Regions from separate parts of the Homo sapiens genome. Here region 1 is linked to region 2. A link is an interaction called in ENCODE POLR2A ChIA-PET data of the cell type or tissue named here. Cell type or tissue: HepG2. All regions are shown on one strand. Links, peaks and the distances in the headings refer to the core of each region. The heading gives the core; the rest is flanking DNA. Region 1 overlaps TNS3 (tensin 3). Region 2 has its middle 27 kb from the start of LINC00525.

Region 1 (4,383 bases), core at 165-4,164, 260 kb after region 2:
TTAATGACATACTGTGTGAGGGTTCTTTGTCTGCAGGCATAGGGTGCCTTTGTGGCTCCCCGGGGCATTTAAGACACAATGGAGAAGGAACCTTTTCCGTGATTGTGGCGCATTGAACCCGTGGCTATTTACCTGTGATGTTCGTTTTCATATTCCTGGTAGCAGAATCTTCTGTTTACTGCAGCAGCTTACAAAAGTGGGATGTGAGGTTAGATTAATTCATGGACTCAAAATCGGCACATAGTATTGTTGAGAAAGGAGCTGGGAGGCAAACCTCCCTTTGTGAATGTCAACTTGGCATATGTTACATGGACACAGGGTTGGAGCTTCCTGGGAGCCAGTGTGAAAAGGAAACCACAATGATTGGCATGTGCCTTTCTGGAAGGTGGGAAGAAACAAGAATCAGCAGAGAAAATGTGCGACGTGGGAAATTATGGAGGGTGTAGACTAAGGCATCAGGGGCATGCACCACGTCTCCATGAGTCGAGCAGAATGATGATTTTGGAGGGATGTCAGAGGCAAGCTATTGCAGCATAGCCTCATTGGGACCTCTGGCTTTTAGAACTATAAAGGGACAATTGGTGTCTTTCTGCTTACATTACCGTTCTATGGGCTGTGGTCTTCTGGGTCATAGAGAGAATGCTTCACCATTGTTCAGGTAACTACTGTCCCTAAGGCTGGGAGAGGTGGCCGGGCTCCTTACAGGGGAGTCACAGCCTGTGGTCCAGCTGCTCTGTAAGTCTACGTGTATGTGTACACGCAGTGCTCACATGCGCACACAGGCACAGAATGTAGTGGTAGGTGTGAGCATGGACTAGAGTTGGGTTGAGTCCCATCCGGGGTATGACACTGGTGAGCTGTGTGGCCCTGAATGGAGTTCTTTCACTTTTCTGGGCTCCACTTTCCTCTTCTGTAAAATGAGGACGCCACCAGCTCTTCTTGGGGTCACTGCCAGGATCGAATGAAATAACATGCTTAGATCCTCAGTGCTAGTGTGACACAGGGAAGACACGTGATGTGTGGGGAAGAGCCTGGTTGGTTGTCCTGTGAAGGTGAGTTGGCAGTGCGGTTCTTCTGGTGCCCACAGCCTTTGCTGTGTGCCATTCATTGTTGATCTGGTTCTCCTGATGGAGAGAACCAGTCTGATGAGTTCCAGAGCGTGTCCCCTGCTTCCTGAGGGTGAGGGCACCGATGACAGACACAGTAGATGATTCCTGTGATCCCGCATTTGCAGACTTGGAGGCACCACGGTCAGAACAAGGGCGCATGCGAGTCTGTCCTTGGTAGTTGCAGGTTTGCAGGATCTTTTCATGATGCTGCGGCCTAACAGTGGTCCGAATGGTGGCCCCACAGCTTTTGATTGAAGTTCAAGGGCAGAGTGTCCTTGTTTTTTTCCATCCTGTGTTTACCTTCATACACTCTGCAAGCGATTGATTCATACCAGCAAATCTTGATGCCCTCAGGTGCAGGGCAGCCTTCACTAGGACACCCCGAGGCCATGTATGGGACCCACTTCCCCGCCCGGCCTCCTGGGCAGCCCACAGCCAGCCTGAGTCCAGGGAGGGCCTGGCCCCCCCCCCGGGGAAGTGCCGCCTGTTTACAGAGGGGCCACTGTCCTTGAAGGAGGCCGGTGTCTCCGCCTTCTGGTGGCGGCCTCTGGTGTGGGAGGGTTCAGGGCAGTGCCTGATCCAGCTCCGGGCAGGTCCCGAGCCCGCACCAGCTGCCTGCACTCACGCTGTGATTGTTCTTGCTTGGCCTTGGCCACTGTGGTCTGTGGCCCTGGAAGAGGGGTTGGGTAAGAATAGTGGCTGAGTCATCAGGGCGGTGCTTCTCTTGGTTCACCTCACCCGAGGCCAGTGGGCTAGTTCCCTCCAAGGTGACTGCAGGGCTCACATTTCAGCCTGAGGCTGGAGCTCACACTCCACCTTTGCACAGCTCTGTGTGCAAGATGCGTGTGTCTGTGGTCTGTGGTGTGTGTGAGGTGTTTTGTGTGTGTATGTTGTGTTTGTGTGTTGTGTGATGCAGTGTGTGTGTTGTACGTGAGGTGTGTTTTTGTGTGTGAGTTGTCTGTTGTCTGTTGTGTGAGGTGTGTGTGTTGTGTGTTGCGTGTGAGGTGCTTTGAGTGCGTTGCAGTGTGTGTAGTGTTTTGTGTGTGTTGCATGTGTTGTATTGTGTGAGGTGTTACCTGTGTGTGTGAGGTGTTTTTTTTTGTGTGTGTTGCGGTGTGTGTGTTGTGTGTGAAGTGTTGTGTGTGAGGTGTTTTGTGTGTGAGGTGTGTCTGTCGTGTGTGTTGTGTGTGAGGTGTGTGTGTTGTGCTTTGTGTGTTGTGTGTGAGGTGTGTGTGTTGTGCTTTGTGTGTTGTGTGTTGTGCTGAGGTGTGTTGTGTGTGTACATGTCTGTGCTGTGTGTGTTGTGTGTATTATGTGTGAGGTGTTTTGTGTGTGTGAGGTGTTTTTTGTGTGTGTTGTGGTGTGTGTTGTGTGTGAAGTGTTGTGTGTGAGGTGTTTTGTGTGTGAGGTGTGTCTTGTGTGTGTTGTGAGGTGTGTGTGTTGTGCTGTGTGTGTTGTGCTGAAGTGTGTTGTGTGTGTACATGCCTGTGTTGTGTGTGTGTACATGTCTGTGTTGTGTGTATTGTGTGAGGTGTTGTGTGTGTGTTGCAGTGTGTGTTGTATGTGTAGTGTGTGTTGTTTGTGTTGTGTTTTGTGTATGTGTTGCTTATTTTGTGTATGTGTTGTGTTGTGTGTGAAGTGTTTTGTGTGTGTTGTGAGGTGTTTTGTGTGTGTTGTGTGGGTTATGTGAGGTGTGTGTGCTGTGTGTGTTTATGTGTGTGTGTTGTGTGTGAAGTGTTTTGTGTATGTGATGTGTATTGTTTGTGAGGTGTTTTGTGTGTGTTGTGTGTGAGGTGTTTTTTGTGTGCTGTTTTGTGTGTTGTGTGAGGTGTTGTGTGTGAGGTTTTTTTATGTGTGTTGTGTGTGTGTGTGTGTGTGTGTGTGTGTTGAGACTTGCTCAGTATGTTTTACTTGAACTCAGAAAGCCAGACAGAGGAAGTGACCAGAGCAACAAGACCAACCAACACAAGGACAGGACAGATGTGACTGTCAGGAAGTCTTGCAGGTCACGTGCTGCCATCCCTGCCTCTGCCCCAGTGACCGTGATGGAGTCTCATGAAGCTATTTGATTCTTTCAGAAAGAATGCTGACCAAATGGATGATGAGGAGCTTCAGATAAATGAAATCACTTTAATGGTCTCCATTTTATTTTACTGAAAAATTAAGCAAATTTCCAACAAAACACCCACACTTTCCACCTGTAAATTACTGGGTGTGGGGCTTAGTGAGCTGAGCATCCAGTGATCTGGGACAGTGGATCCAGGTGACCTATGTGGGTCTGTTCTGCCGGCCCCAGCCTGCAGTGGTTTCTGCATGCATGTTGTCACAGAAGGCTTCCCACAAGTCTCTGGGTATGCATTTCTTGTCCTCACGGCCCATAAGTCCAGGTATTTGACTGGACAGTGGTTATTTCCTGCTTATAGATTGTTTCCACCCCTCAGTAAACTTCAGAAACACAGACACGGGTCTATACACCACAGCAGAGTCTCGGCTGAAGATCACCTACACGTGTATGTGTGCGTGCTCATGGTTTCTGGATTCACCGCTGCCCCTTCCAGATTCTGTGTGTCTCATCAGGAGTCTTCATGCAAACATATTTGACCAGAGTCACAGTGAAATTGAGTTCTATTAGGTCAATGGATATACGCAAATGTTCTTGCTCCTTAATCTCTCTGATCTCCAGGAAGCAGAGAGAAGAGTTTCAAGGATCCTGTTAGATCAGCATCCAGGTGTTCCATTTGGTCAGAAGAGCCAAACTCAACATCTGTGGCTTTGGCAAAAGTCAGGTGAGACCCAAAAATAAAAGTACAAACCGATACTGCATTCCCCAGATCTTACCTTGACACTCAGTCATCACAGAGTGGTGTTTAGTTAGCCTGTGCATACAGCATTCGGGCATTGGCAGGGCACGGTGGAGGACGATGGGTGTGGATGCTGAGCAGTCGGGTGGGAGGAGGGCTGCGTGGGCGATCACACTCAGATTGGGAGGGCTGGATGCGCGTGAGGTCGCTCAGCAGAAGGTGAGGAAGGGGTGGGGCCAGCACTGTAAGTCCGTCTGTTTCTCACCCAGCGCCCCTCTGGAGGGTGCTTCGTTGTTGGGGATGACCCTCACCCCCATCTCCCAGCTGCTGCGTCCTGAACAACAACGGCTCAGGGTCCTGCCTCATCATTGCCCATGGCCTCAGCCCTGGGAGGGTGTGGATGTAGTGCAGGCTGGTTCTCTGTTGCTTTGGAGCAAGTGCAGACCAGCAGGAGTGTCCGGGATTTACTCTGT
Region 2 (4,383 bases), core at 244-4,243:
TGCACTCCAGCCTGGGCGACAGAGTGAGACTCCGTGAAAGAAAGGAAGGAAGGAAGGAAGGAAAAGAAAGAAAGAAAGCAGGGAGGGAGGGAAGGAGGGAGGGAAAGGGAGGGAGGGAGGGAGGGAAAGAAAGAAAGAAGGAAAGAAGGAAGGAAGGGAGGGAGGGAGGGAGGAAGGAAGGAAAGAAAGAAAGAAGGAGGGAGGGAGGGAAGAGAGGGAGGGAGGGAGGGTGGAAAGAAAGAGAGAGAGGGAGGGAGGGGAGAGAGAGAGGGAGGGAGGGAGGAAAGAGAGAGAAAAAGAAAGAAAGAAAGAAGGGAGGGAGGGAGGAAGGAAAAGAAAGAAAAGAAAGAAGAAAGAAAGAGAAAGAAAGAAAAAGAAAGAGAGAAAGAAAGGAAGAAAGAAAGAGAAAGAAAGAAAGAGACATCTTGGCAGTGGAAGGCAGTGGCCACGCCTTCCTGCTTGAAGTCTGGGCAACCCTCTGTGTCCATCCTGGAGAAAGGAGCCCTTGAGACCAGCATATTCTTAATGTGTTGCCTGCTCATGGTGAGAAGATATTCAGGAAAAAGAAGCTCACGCCTTTGTTTCCCCTCCACTCTTCACTCTCCCATCCAGAGAAGACACGCTCTGTAGGTTAGAGCGGGCAAGCATGGGATCCCACAGCGTAAGGATGAAAGTGCTCTGTTGGAATTAAGCACAGAGGAGTACACATTGTGGAAGCCACTAAATATAAGTGACACAAGTAACCAAGACTGCTGGCTGCCCTTCCTGTCTACTCTCCCTTTTCCCTTGGGAACAGAATTGCAGTTCTAAGTGGAAATACAGACCCGCATCCCATACACCCAGGTACTTGCATGCCACTCAGTCTGACAAATGACACATAAGTGGAGTTTGTTAGGCAAGATTTCTGCAATAGCTCCTTAAGAGATGGACAGAGCTCCAACCCAGGCCCCCTTAAACCTGTTCCCCCTCTTCCTGGAATCTCAATTTGAGAGCTGGATCTCCAGCAGCCACCTTGATTCATGAGAAGCTTGTAAGGGTGGGAGCCATCCGGAGGGGACAAGCAAAGCAGTGGGAGAGAAGAAACCCAGGTCCCAAGTGGCCCTCAAGTCTCCATAGCTTCTCTGGATGCCCTGCCTCCAGACTGATTTTATGAAAAAGAAGAAAAGAAGCTTTTATCTTGTTCCCCCCGCTCCACCGCCCCTGGTCTCTGTTAATAGCAGCCAATTGCAATTCTAACTGATGTAGCATATACTGGAAATAGCATTGCACAAAAGTAACGTAATAGGTAAATAGTCACTGTGGATCAAACCCCATCTCTGCAGTCCTCCCTGAGATTTGGGACCTTAGCACATGAAGCAACTTCTTTGGGCTTTGGTTGCCTCATCTATAGATTGGGCTGTTCATGAGGCTGAGTAGGGAGGCCATCATAAAGCACTGTGTTTAAGATGCATTGGAAATAATCAGCTGTTTAGGTCGGAAGTAGGATGACTAAGTAAATGCTGGGCTGTGTTGAAAAAGATAGAGATATCCTATATTGAGAACAGCAAATCATTAATAGGGTGAACTAGAAATGACCTAGACTCTGACGGAACATCAGTGCCTTGCCTGTGGATGGGCTGGTCTCACCTGCACACACACAGCGTTGTGATGATGGTGGCCAGCAGGAAAGCTCCCTGTCCTGGCCAGACTGGTGGGGGATCTGTAGCTGGTGACCTTCTCTGCCCTCCAGCTACGAGTCAGCCTATGTCCTGGGCCGGCAGGAGGATGGGGCAGGGAGCAAGGTCGGGTGGAAGCCCAGAGCCGGATGTTTCTTTTGCCTCTAAATATCCTGTGTACACAGACCCCCGTCACCATTCAGAAGCCCAGAACTGAGATGACAGGTGACAAAGCTTTCTGTCTCCAGCCCAGACATCCGTTCCTCATCTCTGTCATTGTCATCTCCTCTCATCACGTGACCACAGTTAGACAAGACTGGCCACATCTAGAAAGAGTTTCTCCCAGTTACACATTCACCAGTTTGGCCATGGGCTTTGCTGGAGCTATTCAAGCACTAAATCATCCATCGCTCAACAAATATTCAGGGGTCACGGACCATGGGCTGGATACTACTTCTTTCCAGTGAGAGAAAACTCAGTCTGTGGTGGACCAACAGACTGAACATGCATTTTATAGGACTCCAGCAGCTGAAGGTGGCTTCACATGATACTGTCAAAGTAAATTTTATTCTGCATGGCAAAGTCTCCACTGAACAGTAATGATTATTGTAATGAACGATTAAGGACTCTTTGTATATGCCGGGTACCCTGGTAACTATTTTACACCGTTATATTGATTCAGAACAAAAAACCAGTGGAGAGTTCCTCGTATTTTTTTAGTCTGAATTTACAGTGAGATTTGGTGTTGGCAGTAAACCGTGCACGTGCAGCAATACCTGTTGCCCACTGAATACCGTGGTAGCACGAGGAGGGATGTGGCTGCCTTGGAGTAGATGGAAACAGGAACCCAGCGTTCTCTGCACTGGACTCATTACATATTCACATTCTCCAGCATGGGTGATGTTATGCAGTTAGCTTTTTAAGAATAAAAATTTGGCCGGGTGCAGTGGCTCAAGCCTGTAATCCCAGCACTTTCGGAGGCTGAGGCGGGTGGATAACCTGAGATCAGGAGTTTGAGACCAGCCTGGCTAACATGGTGAAACCCTGTTTCTACTAAAAATACAAAAAATTAGCTGGGCGTGGTGGCATGCGCCTGTAATCTCAGCTACTTGGGAGGCTGAGGCAGGAGAATCACTTGAACCCAGGAGGCAGAGGTTGCAGCGGGCCAAGATCACACCATTGCACTCTAGCTTGGGCAAAAAGAGCGAAATTCCACCTCAAAAAGAAAACAAAACAAAAAGAATAAAAATTGGAGGTAGGGTGAAGGAAAGAGCAATGAAAGAACCGCATTGCAGGAAGAACTCAGAGGAGCAGCCCCTCATGGAGTTGACTGGCACTTTGGGAATGACAGGGCTCGTCTGCACAACCTTCCAACCTAGCTCTAAGGCTCAAATGCCTGGTGTCTGCTTTCCCTATGAGAAATACCTTCCCACCTACCTTCCAGGCTGCAGAGGAGGGCAGGAAGTCTGTTCTGTGGCTTGCTAGATTCTTTTCAGTTGACGAACACCTGAGGAGGCGTAAAAAGCTGCCCAGCCTTCCTTACCCACTCTAGATTTCTGTGCTTCCTTCTGATTTTGTTTTTTGGTTTGTTATTATTGTTGTTTTTGAGATGGAGTCTCACTCTGTTGCCCAGGCTGGGGTGCAGTGGCACCATCTCGGCTCACTGCAACCTCTGCCTCCGAGGTTCAAGCGATTCTTCTGCCTCAGCCTCCTGAGTAGCTGCTATTACAGGCGCCCGCCACCATGCCCCACTAGTTTTTGTACTTTCAGTAGAGACAGGGTTTCATCATATTGACCAGGCTGGTCTCAAACTCCTGACCTCAGGTGACCCACCCACCTCCACCTCCCAGCGTGCTGGGATTACAGGCATGAACCACTGCACCCTGACTGATTTTGTTTGTTTTCTCACAGACTTCTAATTCACAGAATCTGCATCTCAAAATGGGGTGAAAACTTAAGGTCACCTTGCCCAACTAGCCCCTCTACAAAAACTTCAGTTAATTAATCAGTCTGCATGGATATTAGGTGTCAGGGTGTTTGTGGAAGTGACCTCTACAGAGTTTTGACACCACATACAAGGATCAGAACAAAATTTCAGGGTGAGACTCCAGGATCCAGGCTAGAAGTAAGGGATGGATCCCCCAAGAATGGCACCAAGGGCTGTGGCCTCAGAGCACCCCACTGGCCAACCAAAATTGCTTTAGGAGAGACGACTTGAGAGGCATTAGACAGAAGCACGCTGCAGGGAGAGGTTTGCACATGTTTGCTGTGCAGTCAACAGTGACAGTCCTGTGTGCAAATCCTGCCCCATCCAGGATTCGCTGTGAGACATGGAGGAGGCACGTAACCCCACTGAGATTGTTTCCTCATCTGCAACCTGGGCTAACAACTGTGCCTCTCTCAAGGATGCCAAAGAGTTCAATGCAATGACCATCCAATAGGCACATGCATTTTGCATATTGCATGGTTATGGCGCCTCTCTATTTAACTCATAGAGAAGGTGAGGAATTTAGATCCAGGTGATGAAGAGGGCTTTGAGAAGACAGATCTGCCTTGTTTCTCTCTTTGAGCCTCTCTTTCCTGATTTCTCAAATAAAAACTAGGAAATGTCAAGGCTGGAGATGACCTCTGAAGTTTCTTCCACCTGGAAGATCCAGCTTGAAAAGCAAAACCAGAACAAAATGAACACCCCATGCAAGTTCCTGAGAGGAGATGAAGCCAGGCAGAC

Evidence for each region. ChIA-PET counts read pairs that join two places held together with the same protein. Peaks named below come from ENCODE experiments on the same cell type or tissue, not always from the same donor. Only the 100,000 strongest peaks of a DNase experiment are listed, where the experiment ranks them.
Region 1: POLR2A ChIA-PET joins it to region 2 with 8 read pairs; 1 of 35 experiments calls an interaction of 5 or more read pairs at or near these places.

Annotation. Positions count from the first base shown.
Region 1 is chr7:47,472,731-47,477,113 of GRCh38, reverse strand. All of the region lies in intron 4 of TNS3 (tensin 3), which reads left to right. Among named protein-coding and RNA genes, the nearest start is that of SNORD151, 10 kb to the right of the region's middle. RefSeq lists a silencer at 1,470-1,529 and an enhancer at 1,404-1,947. In HepG2, for the core only: CTCF peaks have their summits at 1,628 (motif pointing left) and 1,931; DNase peaks (open chromatin) are centred at 1,333 and 1,793.
Region 2 is chr7:47,732,054-47,736,436 of GRCh38, reverse strand. No RefSeq gene overlaps it. Among named protein-coding and RNA genes, the nearest start is that of LINC00525, 27 kb to the left of the region's middle. In HepG2, for the core only: no CTCF peak of the experiment used is centred there; DNase peaks (open chromatin) are centred at 1,936 and 3,484.